Regions from separate parts of the Homo sapiens genome. Here region 2 is linked to region 1. The links are chromatin contacts, found by Hi-C in ENCODE. All regions are on one chromosome and are shown on one strand. Each heading gives the region's core, a stretch centred on a gene start or an enhancer-like site at or near the end of the contact. The rest is flanking DNA. Distances are from core to core; before and after follow the strand shown.

The links. Hi-C counts contacts between places; a loop is a spot of excess contacts on that map. Pooled maps may share reads with other maps.
Region 2: a loop to region 1 is called in a pooled map, with 5 times the contacts of the local background. The contact joins the enhancer-like site here to the promoter of TMEM117 in region 1. A Hi-C loop is called at or near these places in 3 of 50 pooled maps.

The regions. Positions count from the first base shown.
Region 1 is chr12:43,834,831-43,837,928 of GRCh38, reverse strand. TMEM117 (transmembrane protein 117) reads right to left here and starts at 1,848. Exons shown (of 8, transcript NM_032256.3): 1 at 1,733-1,848. RefSeq lists silencers at 1,375-1,607, 1,594-2,033, 2,064-2,173.
Region 2 is chr12:42,466,995-42,470,092 of GRCh38, reverse strand. It overlaps PRICKLE1 (prickle planar cell polarity protein 1), which reads left to right. Exons shown (of 8, transcript NM_153026.3): 4 at 506-643; 5 at 1,264-1,467. Among named protein-coding and RNA genes, the nearest start is that of PRICKLE1, 120 kb to the left of the region's middle. RefSeq lists enhancers at 430-479, 490-589. Within about 2 kb of position 1,497, at least 8 of the 41 ENCODE cell types and tissues checked have a DNase peak (open chromatin) inside an H3K27ac peak, as active enhancers do.

The DNA of each region.
Region 1 (3,098 bases), core at 599-3,098:
GATTTTCTCTTCACATTGTCTCAACCTTTAAGTGATTTTTCTTCCCTTGTTCCTATCCTGCAGTCCTTGGGTAAACAAATTGCTTAATCAATGCAAGTTTTTAAAACAGCAACTCCAAAAGCAAAGTAGGTCTAGGGGTCCTCTGAACAGAGAAAACTCTCCATTGAAATGGCAAAATATTTATGAGCCGGAGCACATTATAAAATTAAAATATAATCACTACTATATCCTTTAAAAATGTTTAGACCTCCTTTTCAGTGATTTGTTTGCAATAAGGAATTGCCAGCCCGGAGCAGTGGCTCACACCTGTAATGTCCGCATTTCTGGAGGCCAAGGCGGGCGGATCACGAAGTCAAGAGTTCGAGACCAGCCTGACCAACATGGTGAAACCCCATCTCTACTAAAAATACAAAAATTAGCCAGGCATGGTGGCGCGCGCCTGTAATCCCAGCTACTCAGGAGGCCGAGGCAGGAGAATCCCTTGAACCCGGGAGGCGGAGGTTGCAGTGAGCTGGAAATCATGGCACTGCACTCCAGCCTGAGCGACAGAGCCCGACTCCATGAAAGAAAGAAAGACAGAAATTAAAGAAAAGAAAAGAAATTGCCATGATCATATTCCAAACACAATGCCAAAGAAAAACACATTTAATGAATTAAATAGAATTCATGTGAAAAGTTTATTTTTTAATGACAGCTTAAAGAAACTTAGATAAAACTGACAAGAGCCAGTTTCTCATCACACGGATCAGATGGAGGGTGGAATAGGAGGGATAAATGCCTGAGACAAAATGTCAAAATCCATAATTACTTTTAAACTATAAAGACTTGGGGGATAAAAGAAAGTATATCCATGGTCAAATGTCAATACTTTACAAAAAAAAATGGGGTTTACAGGGATTCAACTACTTTTATATTCAATAAATTGGAAGACCTTGTTTCTGAAGCCAAAACAAAACCCTGTAGCTTCCTAGAAGTCCTTCCTTGGATTTCAGACAATACATCATTTATAATTGGGGGCAATACATACCCTTATATTCAACATACTTTTACTCATTTTTTTTCCTTTTTGGTTCCTGATAAGCATGTGATGTTTACTCCCGTGTCTCTCTCTCTCTCACACACGCACACCCACACACACATACACATACTTCATTGTTCCACAGAGGGTAGAACACACTTGTGGGCCTGTGGCATTTTCAAAAATAGGAATGAAAAAAAATAGTTTTATTTAGTCACGATGAAGTTAGCAAACACCCAAACACCCAAGTCTTTGTTTTTTTCCCAAGAACAACACCTACGAACTGCAACCTGTTAATTTAATTAAGAAAAATAGGGCTTTTACTCAGTTCCTAGGCTAGGAATCGCTGAAGCAAGGAAAGTTCAAGGTCTGCTCTCCCGCCGTATCTCTGCACACACACTGGAGCCGGGAGTTTGAGGACTCCCACCAAGAGCCTTTCGCCCGGGAGTCTCCTCTGCCCTTAGCCAGAGGGCTGGCGCGTCCCCCCTCCCTCCTTGACACTTCACCCTGCCTCTTTGGCTGCCATCCCCAGGAAGGCAGGAGCAGAGGCGCCGGAGAATTCGGGGGCCGGGCCGGGGTTCCGCGGCTGCTTCCGCACTCGCGGGCAGTGACGAGGTGGCAGCCGGGACACGGGCGGCAGGGCCGGGAGGGCTCCGCTGCGGCTGGACCGAACGGCTGGGGAGGCTCGCCCAACGCCCGGGCCCACGTACTCACCCGAAGGGTCGCGCGGGGCGCGGGGCGACTGCACACGGGATTCGCGGTCGAGCACAGCCCTCGGCGCGCCGGCGGCCTCGCTGGGAAGCGCGGCGAGACGGGCCGGCGGCGTCGCTGCCGCTGCTGCTGTCACGGAGCTATAAATACCGGCTCGGCCCACACCCGCCGCCGCCTACGCCGGGCGCCCTCCGCGCCGGTGCTTCACCGCGCCGCGCTCCCGCCGCAAAGTCCGCGGCCGCGGGCCGGGCAACGCGAGCGCAAGGGCACCGGCGCCGCGCAGGTGACCGCGATCATGCCAGCTGTGTGCAACCTCTGCAGCTGGAGGCATGGCTTCTCCCCGCCCCTGCCCTCTCGCCCGCACCACGGGCTGACTCCAGCCCGCGGGCCGCGTGCGCCACGGGCCGAGCCTGCCCGGGCCGGCCCGCCTCTGCAGAGCGGCAGCTGCAGGCGAGGGACGGACTCAGGAACCTGGTGGGGGTTGGGGGGCGGCTGACAGAAAATCCACCATCCTGCAGGGAACCAATGAGGGTCCCACTGGAATGTCCTCGAAGAGCTACAAACTTTCGAAAGCAATCTCAGGTCGCAAAACATGATTTCTGTTTTTGTCTGTTGGTGGTGTGGGGATGTGGGGGTGGGGAGAGGCAGAGCCCATGAGGAGTATGAGAAGTCTTCCACTTACTTTCCAACCTGCCTGGTATCACACACACACACACACATATGCACACATACACACATTCATACACACATAGAGATGCACAAATACACTCATGCATACATATGTATACACACATAAGCACACGTATACACATGCATACACACATATGTACATCAGCACACATACTCATGTACAATTTTTAAAGTTTTTGCAGTCTGAGGCTCTCCGGAGCCTGTCATTCTATGATACCTAAATGATACCTCTGCGGCATAGGGCAGGAAGACCCTTTGACTACATCTGACCAATTCCTCTCTTCCTGAATGTAACCTCCTTTCCATCATGTATGTGTGGCCTCTGTTTCCTTCCACACCTAATAGCAACTGCTACCTCAGTTTACCGGTTGCTGAAAACGTGTTAACAGCTGCTATCCAGCATGCTAATATTTTGTGGTAATGGAAGTTATCACTAGTGTATATAATCAAATGGAAAATAGGATTTCTATATGCCCATATTAGCAAACTTATGAAGGCAGAGCTAGGCCCTCCCCTGTACTGGTAGCCTGATTCAGGAATGGGTGGATGGCAAGAGGGAGAACTGAGATGTCCGCGGATTTTAAGATGGGATGGAGAGAGCCATGCCCAAGTGCCATAGGGTAGTTTATCTGCATAGGCATAATTGGGAATTCACTGCCATACTTCCCACTAATTTGAC
Region 2 (3,098 bases), core at 248-2,747, 1.4 Mb after region 1:
CTTTGAGAGAAAGAGAGAAAAGAGTATCAGTGTAATAAACTTAACACAAGTTGGTTTTTATAGTGTTTGCAGCCACCCACCAATGATCAGGAACCTACAAATTCCTGAGATTTCCCAGCCCCTGCATCCAGAGTGAATGCTTTATGGTCATTCAGGCCTGCAGTTGAGTTGAGTGCATGTAGAATGGAGAGTAAAAGTGGCAATTAACAAGTTTAAACCTTTTGTGGAAAGGTTAATGTCCTATATATATTTTTTAATTCTGTGTTGATAAGGGTTTTCAATTAAACATTTCTTATTTAAAAAAAAAGTATTCCTTCACATTGCATTTCCCTTTTTCTAGAGAGGCTGTAAAATTCAGATATGGTGTCATTTTAAAATCGTGGGGGTGTGACACAGGCGAGCTAAACTTACTGTTTCACTTCCTGAAACCCTAACTCTGGAAGTAGAGAACTGGTGAGAAAGACTGTGCACTCAGTGTGGTGTTTCTGTTTTGCTTTCTGTGAAGGTACGGTATTGCCAGTCTTTGAGTGAAGAGGAGAAAAAAGAGTTGCAGGTGTTCAGTGCTCAGCGGAAGAAAGAAGCACTGGGAAGAGGAACAATTAAGCTTCTGTCCAGAGCAGTCATGCATGCTGTGTGTGAGCAGGTGAGCAGCCCCTTCTCTGATGCGTAGCTTGTGGCAGTGATGTGGATGGGGTGGACAGTCGGGGGTAGGTGACTGGACTAGCAGAGGTGTGGGTCCTGAAAGCCTCCAGAAAATGAGAGAAAGACAGCCTAGCTTTTTATTAAATAGCAAATCATGTTTCATATTTGTAACTAGCTACACTGCTGTGTATGACAGCAGGAGTCAGTCACCCTTATGCAAACATTGGGTGAAATCCTGCCTTTGGTAGGATCCTGGCATGGAGGTAGGTGCTAGGATACATCTCGTATTCAAAAGATGCAGAAACATAATGAAGACATTCAGATCTTTGCTGGCAGTTCTCAGAGTAGGAAATGTATCCAGCAGGAGGCTGGCACAGGAAAACCACTATTTGTGTGAATCAGATTACACCGTCCTTAGAAATAGTTGTAGTATGTCTGAGACACGTGCCTTACAGTGGAGAATCACCAGTAATCCAGCATTAAAGAGCTATTTAATCACTAAAAGAGGTAGCAAAAATAAATACATTCCTGACAAATTCGAGATTTATCCTAAAGTAGGAAAGCCTGAGAATCCTGTCTTTAAAAAATGATCCTTTTACATTCAAACCCATTTGTTTGTAGTGTGGTTTGAAGATAAATGGAGGTGAAGTTGCAGTGTTCGCCTCCCGTGCGGGCCCTGGTGTGTGCTGGCACCCATCCTGTTTTGTCTGTTTCACGTGTAATGAGCTGCTGGTCGACCTCATCTATTTTTATCAGGATGGAAAAATTCACTGTGGCAGGCACCATGCAGAACTGCTCAAACCACGGTGCTCAGCATGTGACGAGGTAAAAAAAAGTTCATCCTTTCACACTGGGAAAAATAAGCTTAGATTAAGCCAATATTCCACTGTTTACATCAAGCAAAATACTAAAATTTCCTGGATTTTGTTCTGTGTGCATGTTTTAAACATAATCCTGTACATTCATACAATGAAATGATCTATATTTGGTTGCTGCAAAAGTAATTGCGGTTTTTTGCCATAATGGTCAAAACCGCAATTAATTTTTCACCTTCCTGATAGAAAGGGAAGCAGATGTCTTTGTACTTTGATAAGTATTATGTCTTCAGTGGGTTGTGAGAAAATACAAGCTGCAGAAGAGCATGTAGTAGATGGTCTCATTTTTGTTAAGAATTTAAAAAACAATATGATATATGTATTTGTTTATGCTCAGAAAAGGTATGGAAAGACAAATACCAAATTAATAGTAGTTACCCTCGGGGAAGGTGGGAATGGATGATGGCTTGAAAGGAAAAATTTTTTCCCTTTAGCTTTTTATTTTAAAATAATTTTAGATTTACAGAAGAGTTGCAAAGCTATTACAGAGAGATCCTGCATGCCCTTCTCCCAGCTTCCCCTGACACTAACGTCTTACATAACCATAATATATGTATCAAAACTAAGAAATTATCAGCAGTGTAATACCATTAACTAAACCATAGTCTTTGTTTAGATTTTCCCAGTGTTTTAACAGATGCTCCTTTTCTTATCCAAGATCAATCCAGGGTGCTTCATTGCATTTACTCGTTGTATCTTCTTAGTCTCCTTCAATCTATGACAATAAACTTTGTTTTTATTTTTATACATTCATTTACTTTATACATTTTTTTCAACAATGTTCTATTTGAACATATTTTTGTTTTTGTTTTGTTTTGATTTATTTTTTTGGGATGGAGTTGCTCTCTGTTGCCCAGGCTGGAGTGCCGTGGTGCAATCTTGGCTCACTGCAACCTCCGCCCCGCGTGTTCAAGTGATTCTTGCACCTCAGCCCCCCGAGTAGCTGGGATTGCAGGTGCCCACCACCACGCCCAGCTAATTTTTTTTTTTGTATTTTTAGTAGAGGCGGGCTTCACCATGTTGGCCAGGCTGGTCTCGAATTCCTGACCCCAAGAGATTCACCTCCCTCAGCCTCCCAAAATGCTGGGAATACCAGGGTGAGCCACCATGCTCCGCTGAACATATTTTGGAAACCAAAAATATAAAAAAAATGAAAGAACCTGCCGGGCTCGGTGGCTCACGCCTGTAATCCCAGCACTTTGGGAGGCCGAGATGGGCAGATCACGAGGTCAAGAGACAGAGACCATCCTGGCAAACATGGTGAAACCCCGTCTCTACTGAAAATACAAAAATTAGCTGGGCATGGTGGCATGCACCTTTAGTCCCAGCTACTCAGGAGGCTGAGGCAGGAGAATTGCTTGAACCCCAGGAGGCGGAGGTTGCAGTGAGCCGAGGTCACGCCATTGCACTCCAGCGTGGTGACAGAGCGAGACTCTGTCTCAAAAAAATAAAAAATAAAAATAAAAATAAAAAAAGAACCAGACTAGACCCCATGGTGAGACCCCGTCTCTGTCCCAAAATGTTTTTCAAATTAGCTGGGCATGGTGGTTGTGCCCTTGTGGTCCCAGCTACTCAGAAGGC